Regions from separate parts of the Homo sapiens genome. Here regions 1 and 2 are each linked to region 3. Evidence: chromatin loops called from intact Hi-C (ENCODE). Cell type or tissue: chondrocyte. All regions are shown on one strand. Links, peaks and the distances in the headings refer to the core of each region. The heading gives the core; the rest is flanking DNA. Region 1 overlaps LDLRAD4 (low density lipoprotein receptor class A domain containing 4). Region 2 overlaps LDLRAD4 (low density lipoprotein receptor class A domain containing 4). Region 3 overlaps LDLRAD4 (low density lipoprotein receptor class A domain containing 4).

What was found. Peaks named below come from ENCODE experiments on the same cell type or tissue, not always from the same donor. Only the 100,000 strongest peaks of a DNase experiment are listed, where the experiment ranks them.
Region 1: it touches region 3 in a loop (3-fold over the local background); 5 of 110 quality-filtered maps call a loop at or near these places.
Region 2: a loop joins it to region 3, with 1.8 times the contacts of the local background. A loop is called at or near these places in 4 of 110 quality-filtered maps.

The regions. Positions count from the first base shown.
Region 1 is chr18:13,258,865-13,264,426 of GRCh38, forward strand. All of the region lies in intron 1 of LDLRAD4 (low density lipoprotein receptor class A domain containing 4), which reads left to right. Among named protein-coding and RNA genes, the nearest start is that of C18orf15, 22 kb to the left of the region's middle. RefSeq lists an enhancer at 3,818-4,756. In chondrocyte, for the core only: no CTCF peak of the experiment used is centred there; a DNase peak (open chromatin) is centred at 3,267.
Region 2 is chr18:13,281,640-13,287,201 of GRCh38, forward strand. The region is part of intron 2 of LDLRAD4 (low density lipoprotein receptor class A domain containing 4); the gene reads left to right. Among named protein-coding and RNA genes, the nearest start is that of C18orf15, 45 kb to the left of the region's middle. RefSeq lists an enhancer at 4,677-5,230. In chondrocyte, for the core only: no CTCF peak of the experiment used is centred there; a DNase peak (open chromatin) is centred at 3,252.
Region 3 is chr18:13,497,886-13,503,447 of GRCh38, forward strand. All of the region lies in intron 4 of LDLRAD4 (low density lipoprotein receptor class A domain containing 4), which reads left to right. Among named protein-coding and RNA genes, the nearest start is that of LDLRAD4-AS3, 30 kb to the left of the region's middle. RefSeq lists an enhancer at 2,355-3,012. In chondrocyte, for the core only: CTCF peaks have their summits at 2,453 and 2,653; no DNase peak of the experiment used is centred there.

The sequences.
Region 1 (5,562 bases), core at 251-5,250, 240 kb before region 3:
CTCTGTGAAAAGGTGCCTCCCAGAAGCACCATCTAAAAGCAGGTCATGATTTTAATCCAGAATGGCCAAGTGCTGCTGCTGTGTACAACTTCCGACCAGCATGATGCTGGACAGCAGGTCTCTAGGTGGGTTCATTGAGTATTTAGGTCAATGATCTTGTTGTGCTCCATTCGGGATGACTGAGTATTCCTGAAACAAATGCTATTTCTGGCTGCTGCCATTCCCGCAGAGCACTTGTGCAAGTTCATAAGACTTCCTAAGTGAAAGGGGAATTTGCATAGTTTGTGGATTCCTTCCTTCCTTCGTCCTCCTCTCCCCTCCCCTCTCCTCCTCTCCCTCCTTCCTGCTCTATTGCCCAGGCTGGAGTGCAGTAGCGTGATCATAGCTCACTGCAGCCTCATACTCCACAAGTGTATCCTCCCGCCTTAGTCTCCTGAGTCACTGGGACTACAGACACACACCACCATGCCTGGCTAATTTTTTTATTTTTTGGTAAAGACAGGGTCTCACTGTGTTGTCCAGGCTGGTCTCAAACTCCTGGGCTGAAATGATTCTCTTGCCTCAGCCTCTGAAAGTGCTGGGATTATAGGCGTGAGCTGCTGAACCCAGCCCTCCTAATTTCTGATTGATTTTTGAGTAAGATGAGTTTTAGTGCTAAAACATCCCACGTCGGTAGCTCTTAGAGAAGTACTTAGTGAAAGAAACCACATGCCTTCAAATGCTCATATATATGTATGTAAAGCATACATTGGTATGTGGTTTTGGTTCATTTTCTTCCACTTGTTTCTTTCTCCTGTTTTCTGATTCTCCCCTATAATCCATCCCTCCCTCCCTCCCTCCCTCCATTTGTGCTGCTCACAAACTCAAGGGGCATCACTTACATGGGATAATTTGCCTTTACAGCCACCCACGGCTGCTTTGAGAAAGGAAGTGTTCCCATCACCTGTTTTCCTTTGCTTGGCTGTACCTGTAATGACTGAGCCCCACTGGGTGCGCAGGGCAAGACCAGCCTTCGTGTCTCTTGGCCCAATGGAGGCCCCAGGAGGGGAACGTGTGGTTTGGAGAAGCCGCTTCTTGCACCACTGCTCCTGTAACTGACCTTGGGCTGTGTGGTCTGTCCAGCCTCGGTTCCCTGTCTTTAAGATGCATGTAACAGGACCTCTCGGATTTCTTGGGAGGCATTGGGTGGAATATAGCAGGTAGATTTTGTAGGATAGTAGGTGCTAAGTTCAGGTCAGTTACTTCCCCTTAAATAGAGAAGACTCTAAGTGACATTTGGATAATCTCCTGAGAGCACACTGTAACTTCTATTGGAGGTCATTGCCTTGACCTCCTTATGCCCAGGGGCAGCTGAGTGCCCACTTGCCAAGGTGTGAGCAATGCGCCCTGTTCTGCTGTGAGCCTTCTTGGGACCCTGCATAGAGCCTGTTCCCTTCCACTCACTGCTGGCTGGTGTCTGTGGAACAGCCTTCCCTGGCCTTTTGGCGGCCCTGTCAGGGTCTGGAAATCTGGCTTTGTCTCAGAAATCTGGCTGCGGAAGATTTTCCTTTGTGTACTGTCATAAATGCCTTAAATGTATTAGGGTGCTTTGCAAATCTTTCTCTAATCCGTTTTGACAAATAGCTGAGTAGTATTGGTTTTATGTGAACTTGGCAAAATTTGCTCCCGTTCAGGGTGACTGGGGCATGTGACAATTAGTGGGAGGTGGCAGGATTCTTGAGTGTAGCATTTCTCTGACTCAGCCGACTATTTCCTTTTTCCTGTTGCTTTATTATTTATTGTTGCTATTCTTTCTGCCACCCTCTCCCTCCCTCCTTACAGATGTCTGTCTTTCCAGGACTGTCCTTGTATTTTTTTATCTTCTCTCGCATAGACATCTATGGCAGGTCCATCCTTGAATACCCACTGTTCCTTCCGGTGACTACCATGGTGTGGCAGCTCTAAGGGCAGGGAGCTCATCTCTGCTGAATGCAGCCCATTTTGTGGATGCCATGGCACCTAGAAACCAACTGGATGCAGTTGAATGTGCCTCCCTATGGCCTCCCTGGGCTGGGATTCAGAGCAGGGCTCACTTTTCTTCCATTTGTTGGGACTAATGTGTCTGAAGACACTGCCGGTGCCCCACCTGGTTCCCTCTTTTCCAGGTCAGGCAGCCCAGCTTGCTTTCCCCATCCCTCCTCTAATGCGTTCACAGCCCCCTCATTCCTCTCCTAGGTGATGGTGCTGTGGGCTTTCAGAGCTCAGCTACGATGGACTGTGTCTTAGCACAACAGGCGTGAGGAACTGATGAGGGCATTGGGAACGGTGAGGTGCTGGGGCACATTAGTCCTGGCTCCAGGGAATAGCAGAACTCTGCCCCTAACATTCCATTTACTGGTGGAAAAATAGACCAGCGGGTTCTTGCTGTTCTACTTGCTAGATGATAGATTTTCTTCATCTTGTTTACAAGAAAGAATGTGGTTTCTTAGCCAAGGACTTGATTTCTGGTTCCTGGTGAACAGTTTTCAGAGCACTCTGAGCCTCTTCATTTGTAGAAAGGGAACTTTGAGAAAATGCCCAGCACAGTGCCTGCCTGGGACAGAGCGATTTCAGCAAATGTTTACAGAAATCCCAGTTTAGTTCAAGTTGTGAGCTGAGAATCCTTGCTGTTGGTTTTAGGTTTCCAGCCTCAGGCCTTCAGAACCTTTGGGGGTTGTATCCCTAACCTCAGCCGTACCCTAGAGGCCAGGTCAGCAGAGTGAGTGATAAGCGCACTCGTTCCATCAACCGTGCGGTTAGAAACGTAGAGGTTGTCATTAGAAAGTGCAGTCTTTCTATCCTACTTTTGAATTTCAGGGAGGAGCTTCAGGATTTGTAAAGACTTCATCTATATTGAAGACTGCCCAAGAGTTATGGCTTACCCGGCTGCAGGCAGCATGCCACCTGTATGCAGTACCTGTGCTGTGTCTAAGGAGGAAGGGCGACTTGGTGGTGGGGGCGGGGGAGAGGCAGGACTGCGAGTGCCACCAGAGCTTGAGAGAGCAAAGAGGAACAGAGGAGATGGGGGTGGAGCTGTGCAGAGCAGGGCACATGTGCGGCTCTGTGTGTAGAAAATGAGTCCCGTGTGGCTCTGTGTGTGGAAACTGAGTCCCGTGGGGCTCTGTGCGTGGGGGCTGAGTCCCGTGTGGCTCTGTGCATGGAAACTGAGTCCCGTGCGGCTCTGTGCGTGGAAACTGAGTCCCGTGTGGCTCTGTGTGTGGAAACTGAGTCCCGTGCAGCTCTGTGCGTGGAAACTGAGTCCCGTGCGGCTCTGTGCGTGGGGGCTGAGTCCCGTGTGGCCCTGTGCATGGAAACTGAGTCCCGTGTGGCTCTGTGTGCCTGGGGGATGAGTCCTGTGTGGCTCTGTGTGTGTGGAAACTGAGTCCCGTGTGGCCCTGTGCGTGGAAACTGAGTCCCGTGTGGCTCTGTGTGTGTGGAAACTGAGTCCCGTGCGGCTCTGTGCGTGGGGGCTGAGTCCCGTGCGGCCCTGTGCGTGGAAACTGAGTCCCGTGTGGCTCTGTGCGTGGGGGCTGAGTCCCGTGTGGCCCTGTGCGTGGAAACTGAGTCCCGTGCGGCTCTGTGCGTGGGGGCTGAGTCCCGTGCGGCCCTGTGCGTGGAAACTGAGTCCCGTGCGGCCCTGTGCGTGGAAACTGAGTCCCGTGCGGCTCTGTGCGTGGAAACTGAGTCCCGTGCGGCTCCGTGCGTTGGGGCTGAGTCCCGTGCGGCCCTGTGCGTGGAAACTGAGTCCCGTGCGGCTCCGTGCGTTGGGGCTGAGTCCCGTGCGGCCCTGTGCGTGGAAACTGAGTCCCGTGCGGCCCTGTGTGTGGAAACTGAGTCCCGTGCGGCTCCGTGCGTTGGGGCTGAGTCCCGTGCGGCCCTGTGCGTGGGGGCTGAGTCCCGTGCGGCTCTGTGCGTGGAAACTGAGTCCCGTGCGGCTCCGTGCGTTGGGGCTGAGTCCCGTGCGGCTCCGTGCGTTGGGGCTGAGTCCCGTGCGGCCCTGTGCGTGGGGGCTGAGTCCCGTGCGGCCCTGTGCGTGGGGGCTGAGTCCCGTGCGGCCCTGTGCGTGGGGGCTGAGTCCCGTGCGGCTCTGTTTGTGGGGGTTGAGTCCCGTGCGGCTCCGTGCGTGGGGGCTGAGTCCCGTGCGGCTCTGTGTGCGTGGGGGCCGAGTCCCGTGCGGCTCTGTGTGCGTGGGGGCCGAGTCCCACGCTGCTCTGTTTGCGTGGAAACTGAGTCCTGTGCGGCTCTGTGCGTGGGGGCTGAGTCCCGTGTGGCTCTGTGTGCGTGGGGGCTGAGTCCCTTGTGGCTCCGTGCGTGGAAACTGAGTCCCGTGTGGCTCTGTGCGTGGGGGCTGAGTCCCGTGCGGCTCTGCGTGGAAACCGAATCCCATGCGGCTCTGTGTGTGGGGGCTGAGGCTGAGTCCCATGCGGCTCTGTGTGTGGAAACTGAGTCCCCTGTGGCTCTGTGTGTGGAGACTGCATCCTGTGCGACTCTATGTGTGGGGCTGAGTCCTGTGTGCCAGTCTTCCCATTGCCATCTCAGGGATCCTCAGGGCAGCCTGGTGAGGACAGTGAGGGCACGGGATTGCAGCTAACACACAGAGCTGTGCAGTGAGGCAGGCAGGAGCTTGCTTGGGAGAGAGGCAGGGGAGTCGAGGGGCACCTGGCACCTTATCTGGGCCAGCTGGCCTGGGTTCGAGTCCCAGCTCTGCCCATTGGCAGCCATGTGACCTTGGATGCTTCACTCAACCCTCCTGTGCCCGAATTTCTCCATCGATAAAAGGAAGATGTTGGTAATCGTATTACCCACCTCATGGGTTCTTATAAAGATGGAAAGAATAAGAATCAATCATGTTCCGAGCTTGAGACACAGCTGGCTGATTTTAAGTGTATGTTATGGTTAAAGTGAGGGAGTCGAGCTTGGACTGTGGACCACCTGACTGCATTGCTGTCCCTCTAAAGGTCATGATTGGGTGGTAACTGAACTTCAGCTTCTCCTGGATTCATAATCTTATTTCATTTCATAAAGTACAATCATACAGTCAACATGACTTTAGAATATTGGAGGAAACTTTCTATGTTCCTCAAGTACCATTTAATTAAAGAAAAAAAAAAGAATTTTGGATGAAACTAATATAACCCTGGGGTGGGCAAGTCTGTTGGGGGCATGGGAGGGGCTATGATGGAGCAGGGCAGGACACGACCCGGCCCTGTCCCCTCTGGTGGATTGGGCCCCACCTGTCCCTTTCCAGGCCCAGAGTTGAGCAGTTGGTTGAGTGGGTGGGTGGGTACCGTTTGAAAGAGCGAGTGGGGGCTGGTTGCGGGATGGACCTGAGTGGCTAGGATGGGTCCTTTGAGGAGGTGGCCCTGCCAGGCGGCTGCTTTACGTCAACGGCCAGTGAAGCTGGGGCTGCAGACCTGGAGGGCTTCCCAGCCCCGCCCCCGAGTTATCCTCAGAGCAGGCCTTGCTGCTCTTTCCAAAGGGTGTCTGCAGACCGTTAGACAGTTGCTTGGCCAATGTTCAACAGTGTGCAGGAAAATGCTTAGA
Region 2 (5,562 bases), core at 228-5,227, 220 kb before region 3:
GGCCAGTGCTGGGATCCTGGGAGGGATCCCAGGTTTGGGGGTTCTATTCAGGGGTCTCCCTTGGCTTCTGAAAGAGTTTCTGAGTTCTTCAGCCTTATTTGGGACCCCTCTCTGTGTCTCCCATGTCTCCTCTTACCTCCTGTCTCCTCCCGGACCTCTGTCTACCCAGCATCAGGGGACTGGATTCTGAAGCTCCATCTCACCATTGTCCCCGATTCTTCAACTTCAGGGTTGTATTAGTCCGGATTCATGCTGCTGATAAAGATATATCCGAGACTGGGAAGAAAAGGAGGTTTAATTGGACCTAACAGTTTTGCATGGCTGGGGAGGCCTCAGAATCATGACGGGAGGCGAAAGGCACTTCTTACATGGCGGCAGCAAGAGAGAATGAGGAAGAAGCAAAAGCGGAAACCCTTGATAAACCCATCATATCTCATGAGACTTATTCACTATCATGAGAATAGTATGGGAAAGACTGGCCCCCATGATTCAACTACCTTCCCCTGGGTCCCTCCCATAACACGTGGGAATTCTGGGAGATACAAGTCAAGTTGACTTGTGGGAACACAGCCAAACTCTATCATCCTGCCCCTGACCCCTCCAAATCTCACATCCCCACATTTCAAAACCAATCTTGCCTTCCCAATAGTCCCCCAAAGTCTTAACTCATTTCAGCATTAACCCAGAAGTCCACAGTCCAAAGTCTCATTTTAGGTAAGGCAAGTCCCTTCTGCCTGTGAGCCTGTAAAATCAAAAGCAAGCTAGTTACTTCCTAGTTACAATAAGGGTACAGGTATTGGGTAAATACAGCTGTTACAAATGGGAGAAATTGGCCAAAACAAAGGGGCTACAGGGCCTATGCAAGTCCAAAATCCAGCGAGGCAGTCAGATTTTAAAGCTTCAAAATGATCTCCTTTGATCCCAGGTCTCACATCCGCGTCACACTGATGTAAGAGGTGGCTTCCTGTGGCCTTGGGCAGCTCCACTCCTGTGGCTTTGCAGGGTACAGCCTTCCTCCTGGCTGCTTGCACATGCTGGCATTGAGTGTCTGTGTCTTTTCCAGGCACACGGTACAGGCTGTCTGTGGATCTACCATTCTGTGGTCTGGAGGATGGTGGCCCTCTTCTCCCAGCTCCACTAGGCCATGCCCCAGTAGGGACTCTGTGTGGGGGCTCCCTAGCAGAGGTTCTCCATGAGGGCCCCGCCCCTGCAGCAAACTTTTGCCTGGGCATCTAGGCATTTCCATACATCTTCTGAAATCTAGGCGGAGGTTCCCAAACCTCAATTCTTGACTTCTGTGTACCCGCAGGCTCAACACCATGTGGAAGCTGCCAAGGCTTGGGGCTTCCACCCTCTGAAGTCACAGCCTGAACTGTATGTTGGCCCCTTTCAGCCACTTCTGGTGTGGCTGGGACACAGGGCACCAAGTCCCTAGGTTGCATACAGCACGGGGACCCTGGGCCCAGCCCACAAAACCACTTTTTCTTTCTGTGCCTCTGGGCCTGTGATGGGAGGGGCTGCTGTGAAGGTCTCTGACAAGGCCTGGAGACATTTTCCCCATGGTCTTGGAGATTAACATTAGGCTTCTTGCTATTTATGCACATTTCTGCAGCCAGCTTGAATTTCTCCTCAGAAAATGGGTTTTTCTTTTCTATTGCATAGTCAGCCTGCAAATTTTCCAAACTTTTATGCTCTGCTTCCCTTATACAACTGAATGCCTTTAACAGCACCCAAGTCACCTTTGGATGCTTTGCTGCTTAGAAATTTCTTCCACCAGATACCCTAAATCATCTCTTTCAAGTTCAAAGTTCCACAAATCTTTAGGGCAGGGGCAAAATGTTGCCAGTCTCTTTGCTAAAACATAGCAAGAGTCAGTTTTGCTCCAGTTCCCAACAAGTTCCTCATCTCTGTCTGAGACCACCTCAGCCTGGATTTTATTGTCCTTATTGCTATCAGCATTTTGGGCAAAGCCATTTAACAAGTCTCTAGGAAGTTTCAAACTTTCCCACATTTTCCTGTCTTCTTCTGAGCCCTTCAAACTGATCTGATTTCTGCCTGTTACCCAGTTCCAAAATCACTTTCACATTTTCGAGTATCTTTTCAGCAGTGCTCCACTCTACTGATACCAATTTACTGTGTTAGACCATATTCACCCTGCTGATAAAGACATACCCGAGACTGGGAAGAAAATAGGTTTAATTGGACTTACAGTTCCACATGGCTGGGGAGGCCTCAGAATCGTGGCTGAGGGCAAAAGGCACTTCTTACAGGGCGGCAGCAAGGGAGAATGAGGAAGAAGCAAAAGCAGAAACAAACCTATCAGATCTCGTGAGACTAATTCACTATCACGAGAATGGCACAGGAAAGGCCCTCATAATTCAATTACCTTCCGCTGGGTCCCTCCCACGATATGTGGGAATTCTGGGAGATACAATTCAAGTTGAGATTTGGGTGGCAACACAGCCAAACCAAATCAAGGGTTAAGAGTGGCATTGAGAAAATCAGAAATGCAGCAAGGGCATCAGGGATGCCGAATGCCCTTGTTCATAGTTTGGATTAGAGAATGCCAGCCCGCAGGAAGAAAGTCCCGTGGTGGGAACACCACTTTCAGAGGTGGGAAAGAGAAACTTACCACCTCTGCCACTTCTGCCCATGGCCTGAGACCTGGGCCTCGTCTCCGCCTGCTTGTTGGATTCTGTCTTCTGTGATTAGAGTTTATTAGTTTCTCATCAAGCAGACCTGTGGAGTCATATGGGATAAATACTTTGACGCTTTGCTTTAAACTCAAATGCGCTAGCAGCTCCGTCAGTTCATGCCTAGCACAGCATTGTCAAACTGCTAAAAAGCCAGCAAATTTTCCACCTAAAATTTTGTGGGGGAGGCCAGGGTGGGGGATGTGGGGAAAAGATGTAAAAATAAACCCTCAGATTCTGGGTTGCTTGGTGGTGTGTGTATTTTTCCGTGGTGCGGGAGGTTAGAAATAGCATTGCTTTTTATGGGATTCTCAGCAGCAGCTTGAAAATTTGGCTTTGAGGATTTGGTCTCCCTGTGTGGGTGAGGTGAGTCCTCTGGTGCGGTTTGGGGGGCAGTGCACCCCAGCACCTCCCTGTCCGTTTTCCGCCTTCCTGCCCCTGCTCGAGGCCACCCGGATGAGCTGTGCTCGAGTGTGAAACACGCTTTGCCAAGGTCAGGTTCCTGAGATGACTCGCCCGTGGCAGCTGGTGCCAGTGTTAACAGACTGCATCGCAGCAGTCCCCATAAGTCACATCAGTGCATCTGTGAGGGCAGTCGCAGGGAGGGGCGTCCTTTGGGGATGTGGCATGTCGGACGGGCTGTGCCTCTCAAGCCGATGTGAGACGACCTCCCCTTGACGTCCTGACATTGGTTGGGGGCGTGGGCTGCCCTTTCAAAGAGAGTCCTGAGGGATTCTTGAAATTTGTTATATAGTTCTTACAAATGGAGGGAGGTTGCAGCGTCCCTCTCAAGTGCAGTACAGAAGCGAAATGTGAAGGAGACAGGCACTGGGACAGTGTTTGTAAGCCCCAGGGGCCCAGGGGCATCTGTGAATTCCTTGAAATGTTGCCAGTTCCTGGGGAGAATGCCAGGGCTTTGATAGGATTCTCAGGAGGGTTTTGACCTCCAGAAAGGGTTAAGAGCACTTGCAGTGGAGCACAAGGTGTGTGGTTCATTTGGCTTGGGGCAGTCACTTCAGTGATGGTCAGATTGGAGGTGTCATGAGTGGGCAGAGGGTGACATGGACAGGCTTGCCGAGGACAGTCAGGGGACAGGATTCTGTTGTCAATTGTGTAACTTAACATGGGGGCCATTGGAGGTGTCTGCTGGGCTTTTCCTTTGTAGGCTTTCTTCTTGAAATTCATATAATATTTTAAAGTTGGCGTGCTTCCTGCAGGAGGCTTCGTGGCGATGCTGGGTTAGCTTAGTGAGCTCAGTGCTTGGGAGAGGGTTCCGCTGTGCACAAGGGGTCTGGGGTCTGTCTGCTTAGCCTGACGCTTTAACAGTTTCCCTCTTTTTGTCCTGGGATCTGGTTTGCTGGGGCTGTCCACATTTTTCCATGTCTTTCTTGAAACTCGGGGGTTGTGGTAGGGAAGTCAAGGCTGCACCCTTGTTAGAGAATGGTGGGGGAAACTCAAGCCAGTCCTTCAACTCAGCTTTCACAGCACACTGTTAACTTTGTTTCTCAAACTTTTTGTCCCTTTAAAAAAAACTGTGGTAAGATATACATAATGTGGAGAAGTTGGAACCCTTCTGTGTTGCTGGAAAAAATGTAAAATGGTTCAGTTGCTATGGAAACAGTATATTTTAACCATTTTTAAGCGTACGGTTCTGTGGCATTAAGTACATTCACGTTGTGCAACCATCACCACCATCCATTTCCAGAACTCTCTCCATTTTCCCAAACCAAAACTGTGTACCCATTAAACATTAACTCTGCATTCCCTCTCCCTCCAGCCGCTGACACCCATGGTTCTACTTTCTGTCTCTATGATTTTGACTGCTCTACATACCTCATAAGTGGAATCATGCAGTATTTGTCCTTTTGTGTCTAGTGTATTTCACTTAGCATAAAGTCTTCAGGGTTCACACACATTGGAGCCTATCTCAGAATCTCCTTCCATTTTAAAGCTGACTCATATTATGTTGTCCTTGGAACAGGAAGACGAGAGCTAGAGATACAGTTGGAAAAGAAAGTTAGGGTCAAACTATAGAGTTTTGTTATTTATTTATTTTTAGAGACAGGGTCTTGCTTTGCCACCCAGGCTGGAGTGCAGTGGCACAATCATAGCTCACTGCAGCCTCAACTTACTGGTTCAAGCAATCTTCCTGCCTCAGCCTCCTGAGTAGTTGGGAATACAGGTGTGTGTCACCATGCCCAGCTAACTTTTAAAATGTTTTGTAGAGATGAGGTCTCACTATGTTGCCCGGGCTGGCCTCGACCTCCTGGCGCCATGAGGTTTTGAATGCTCTGCATAGATTATCCCATACGATGTGGGAACCACTGCACTTTTCAGAGGAGACAGTGTCATTAGATGCGTGTTTAGGAAGCTGAGTCTGGTGGCTGAGGGTGGGAGTCAGTGGAGAAGGAGACGGAAGCTGAGAGGGCCAGCCAGGAAGGACAGTGAGGAGCTGTCCCTGGCCTGGGGGACAGGGCCTGAGCTGAAGCAACAGCTGTGGAGAAGAGGCCTGGGGTGGAGGGATCCGTGCGCCGATTGTGTTGGTAGCTGGAATGTGCAGGGCAGGTGGGGCAGAAGGTGGATTGCAGAGTGACTTTTGGGCTTCAGTCTTGGGTAAAGAGAAGGTGGTCTGAGCGGAGACAGCAGCCTAGGAGGTGGCGCTCACTCCGAGTGGAGAGCCTGGACCAGCCCGTGTGGCTGGATGCGTCTGGAGGGCAAATGTGGGGAAATGACTGGAGATTGGCTAGAAAGCAGTCAGGCTGGGAGAAGTCACCACACACAGAGACTTGGTGTCACCCGCAACAGCACAATCCCCACCAGGACGTAGAGGAAATAAGAAAGCAGCCCTCTGGAGAGCAGGAGAAGTCTG
Region 3 (5,562 bases), core at 481-5,480:
CACTGTGGACACTGGAGAATCCTTCTGCCCACACACGTCCCGCCATGGACACTGGAGAATCCTTCTCGCCATACACGTCCTGCTGTGGACACTGGAGAATCCTTCTGCCCACACAAGTCCTGCCGTGGACACTGGAGAATCCTTCTCCACACACGTCCCGCCATGGACACTGGAGAATCCTTCTCGCCATACACGTCCTGCTGTGGACACTGGAGAATCCTTCTGCCCACACAAGTCCTGCCATGGACACTGGAGAATCCTTCTCGCCACACACGTCCCTCTGTGGACACTGGAGAATCCTTCTCCACACACACGTCCTGCCGTGGACACTGGAGAATCCTTCTCCACACACACGTCCTGCCGTGGACACTGGAGAATCCTTTTCCACACACACGTCCCACTGTGGACACTGGAGAATCCTTCTGCCCACACACGTCCTGCCGTGGACACTGGAGAATCCTTCTCCCCACACACATCCCGCCGTGGACACTGGAGAATCCTCCCCACATACGTCCCCAGCCATAGACACTGGAGAATCCTTCTCGCCACACACATCCCGCCGTGGACACTGGAGAATCCTTTTCCACACACACGTCCCGCCGTGGACACTGGAGAATCCTTCTTGACACACGTGTCCCACTGTGGACACTGGAGAATCCTTCTCGCCACACACGTCCCACTGTGGACACTGGAGAATCCTTCTCCCCACACACGTCCTGCTGTGGACACTGGAGAATCCTTCTTGCCACACGTGTCCCACTGTGGACACTGGAGAATCCTTTTCCCCACACACGTCCTGCTGTGGACACTGGAGAATCCTTCTTGCCACACGTGTCCCACTGTGGACACTGGAGAATCCTTCTGCCCACACACATCCCGCCGTGGACACTGGAGAATCCTTCTCCCCACACACGTCCCGCCGTGGACACTGGAGAATCCTCCCCACACATGTCCCCAGCCGTAGACACTGGAGAATCCTTCTCGCCACACACGTCCCGCCGTGGACACTGGAGAATCCTTCTCGCCACACACGTCCCACCGTGGACACCGGAGAATCCTTCTCGCCATACATGTCCTGCTGTGGACACTGGAGAATCCATCTCCACACACGTCCCGCCGTGGACACTGGAGAATCCTTCTTGCCACACACGTCCTGCCGTGGACACCGGAGAATCCTTCTCGCCATACACATCCCGCCGTGGACACTGGAGAATCCTTCTCACCACACACGTCCCGCCGTGGACTCTGGAGAATCCTTCTACTCACACACACGTCGCGCCGTGGACACTGGAGAATCCTTCTACTCACACACATCCCGCTGTGGATACTGGAGAATCCTTCTCGCCACACACTTCCCACCGTGGACACTGGAGAATCCTTCTCGCCACACACGTCCTTTCGTGGACACTGGAGAATCCTTCTACTCACACACGTCCCGCCATGGATACTGGAGAATCCTTGCCACACACGTCCTGCCGTGGACACTGGAGAATCCTTCTCGCCACACACTTCCCACCATGGACACTGGAGAATCCTTCTCGCCACACACGTCCTGCCGTGGACACTGGAGAATCCTTCTACTCACACACGTCCCGCCGTGGATACTGGAGAATCCTTCTTGCCACACACGTCCCGCCGTGGACACTGGAGAATCCTTCTCGCCACACACTTCCCACCGTGGACACTGGAGAATCCTTCTCGCCACACACATCCTGCCGTGGACACTGGAGAATCCTTCTACTCACACACGTCCCGCTGTGGATACTGGAGAATCCTTCTCGCCGCACACGTCCTGCCATGGACACCGGAGAATCCATCTCCACACATGTCCCGCCGTGGACACTGGAGAATCCTTTTTGCCACACACGTCCAGCCGTGGACACTGGAGAATCCATCTCCACACACGTATCCTGCTGTGGACACTGGAGAATCCTTCTGCCCACACACGTCCTGCTGTGAAAACCTCCACGCTCCCTTTCCGTTTTTGCTCTCAGCTGTCCTTCCAGTATGCTGCTTGGGTCAAGCAGCCGCATCTCCACTGTCCTAATGACAAAAGACACCAGCACTGTCTCACTTCCTTTCCTCCTCCTCTCCAGAGTGTTACCTTCCTGATTGACAGGGACTTTCGGTTTTCTATTTAGAAGCACATGTTTGGTGCAGACATGTTGTCCAAGACTTGACATTGGGAAATGTTGGGAATAATCTGAAACTCCTTACAATGTGATGTTTTGGTGATTAAAAAAAAATGTTTAGGAAAGGTTGCTAGGCTTTAAAAATATATATATTTTGCTAACCTCATGGAGTCACTGTGCAGACCCTCTCAGCAGCTAGCCAGGCTGGCCTGGCCCTGACGGCCCGGGAATAGCAGCTGTCTTGTGACTTCCCACAGCAGGCACATTGCGTCGTCTCTCAAAGTCCCTCCTCTGGAGCGCCTCCTCTGCCCGTGGGGCTGTGCGGGACAGTGGCCGCGTCTCTGTCTCATTGCAGGACAGCACTGGGTCTTAGGTGCTTTTTCATGTTGTCCACACCTAACGCTGCTGCTCCCCGGGGCCCAGTTTTGAAACTGCCCTTTGGCATCATGCTTTCCCGCCCCTCCTGGGAGCAGCGCCTGTGGGAGGGCAGCGTTATTCCCAGCTCCTCAGAGAGGAGACCACATCCATGGCAGTGTGTGACTGTCCCTTTCGGCGGTCCTTTGTGAAGCCCGCGGGAAGTTCTGCATTCAGTTCCTGACTCCCAGAAAAACGTCCTGTCTTTTGAACTGAAAGGAGGCTGATGTCAGAGCCTCGTTGAGTAACAATGGAGAAAATCTACATCAGAGGAAAGAAGCCCTGAGCTGCTTTAAATGCTTCTGTAAGATGATATGCCACAACACGAATGTGGATTGTTGACAGTAACCACAGAGACGAGATCATCGAGGGAACCAGCTGGGAGTTTGTGAGGCCATAAAACACATCATCAAAAATATGGTGAAGCAAATTCAGAATTGGTTTTTAGAAAGGAGAAGGAACCATTGGCAATCTGACCCATAAATTATTCTACATTTTCAAATATTATAACTAGGAAGGTCGCTTCAAGGAGCCTTCAAGCCCCTCATGCCCACCCGCCCCAAACCCATTGTCACTGCTAGGTCCCAGATTTACAGCCACCTGGAGAGGAAGTTGCAGGGGGTCTCTGTGCAGCTGAGGATGATGGAAGGGATTGCAGAAGGCTGGTGCTGTAACTGTTGTTAGCGGGAGATTGAGGCCGGGGGGTGGAGTAGGGGCTACTTTCTTCCCCCTGCACCTGCTATCATGATTTCAGCAAAACCTTGCCTTTCTCCTCTTCAATCTTAAATAGGTACAGTGGCTGAGTATTAATATTAATGAGCATAATAACAATAATAAAACTGGCAGTAGCATCAAATGAATGTGGTCTCCTGCAGTAGAAATATTTACCCGATGTGTCCTGCCAGTGAGAGAGATTTTGGCATTAAACCTAGACATTACCTCATCCTCCTGGGCAGACAGCCGATTGCCATGCTAAGCAAGTCTGCGCCGAGAAGAGCTGAGTACCTGCCGACGGCTGCATGGCCCAGACCCCAGGGAACACAGTTTCCTTGAGCCTGTCTGTCTGTCTGTCTGTCTGGGTCTCACCCTTAATTCCTTTCTTTCTCTTTCCCTCCTCCGGAGGTTGGCATTGTGTATTTTCAAATTGTGTTGCTTTTTTTTTTTGCAGAATCTTGTAGGGTGTGTTGTGAAAAGTCTGCCAGCCAGGTGGGTGGGTATTATTAATAATCCATAGAAACCCAAGGGGTCCGGAGTGAGAGGAGAAACATGACGTGCCTGTGTGTGCACAGGACGCCTGACACTCGCTCACACACGCATGTCCCTCTCTCTGAGAGCCAGGGAATGGGGTGGGGGTTGGTTTGGTTTAATGCATGATAAAAACAGGGGCATTCTGTAATAACAGAGCTTTCATTTCAAGATTCTTAACAACTAAAATAATATTTTGAAACATTTGGAATTGTACTAGAAATGTGTGTTTGATATGTTCAACCTAAGAAAACATCACACTTAAAATGCTTTTACTCCACTGGCTTCAGACCTCTTTGAAATTGGTGCCTACACAGCTGAGAAGTCCGGGTAGGTGCCGTAGGCAAATTGAGGGGAGAAAGTGACATCTTGTGTAACGCTGCAAATTCGCGGAAGGCTTTGAACCGTCACCAGAGTAGCAAATACTCATTGTGAAAGTTTTTGCAATGAGGTACGGAAAACCATTTCAGCTGCTCTGATTGTCAGCTCTCCTGTGTTTTCTTTAGCTCCTGACTTAAAGTTACGTGTCCTGTCAGTTTTGATACTCTTACTACTTAGTGCTTTAGGTTTTATCAGCTGGTGCCACATCTTTTAAAATTCTGTCCCACTAGCCTCTGTGCTGGTCCTGACCGATTCACCAGCTCTTGGGACTGTGTCCAGATGCCTTTTGTGATGCCTCTTTTCTAAAATGCTTTTATTTGGGTTTAAGATGTACTAATTCTTTCACACACCCATAGCTGAATACCAAATATTGGTATGCATACTACCAAACTTTTGTGTATGAAGTTCGTACAAGGCACTAAGTCATTTAAAACATTTTAATTGTGTGCTGAGCTCGTAAGTGTACAATATGACTGTCTAGTAAATTCTTAATTATTTGTCGACTCTTTATCGAAGAAAAAAGTAAGTAGGGGAAAAGATAAAGGAGCATCCAGCCGGTGGCAAAGGAACAAGCCGTGTAGCTCTGCTTCTCACCCACTCTCAGCTAGCTTGGGCCACGGCTGCCTGAAGTGACACCAAACAGGAACCCCACTGGGAGGACTGTACGGGCCACACCCATGGACGTGATCTGTCTATGAAACAGGTCTTCTCAGTGCTTCGGGGTGAATTTTGACTTCTCCTGAGCCATCCTCAGAGCACAGCTGGTGGGGAACTTCACCCGTCTGGTCACTCCTGAAGCAGTCTGGCTGGCAGCCACAGGCTGGGATCCCAGTTGTTGGAGGTCAGTGCACACAGCGGCTATCTGCTGTAGCAGAAAGAATTTAGGGGAGGAAAGGCTTGAGAAGGAAGGGCAAGAGAGAGCAGACTTTGTGGCATCAGTCAGGTATATGTGCTTGTATTAACATGAACCTGAGAGGCTGATGGTATTACATGGAATTCCAAGTTTCGACTGCATGAATTCTGTCTCTTGTGGTTTATCTATGGCCACCATCAACCGATGTTGTGTGATAAAACGTTTAAAGTATGTACAACTGAAAGTGGAGATGGATACTAGGGGCATTTAACGTTTTAAGCTTTCCTCCAGGGTTTTTTCCTCAGTTACATGGAGGATGGCCCTAGGTACTAACTGTTGGAAATGGCAGCATTGAAAAGTGCAGCACTTTCTGCTTCAGCAGCATCTCAATTCTGCGCAGCCTTTGAAAATCCTTTTCTACAGATAGCAGGCAACCTGCCATTGTTCCCAGCCGGCAGCGTGGTCCCTGCCACCAGGTGCTTGAACAAACGGCCATGTGTATGAGGGTCCCTTCTCCTAAGTAAAATTACCCTAAAG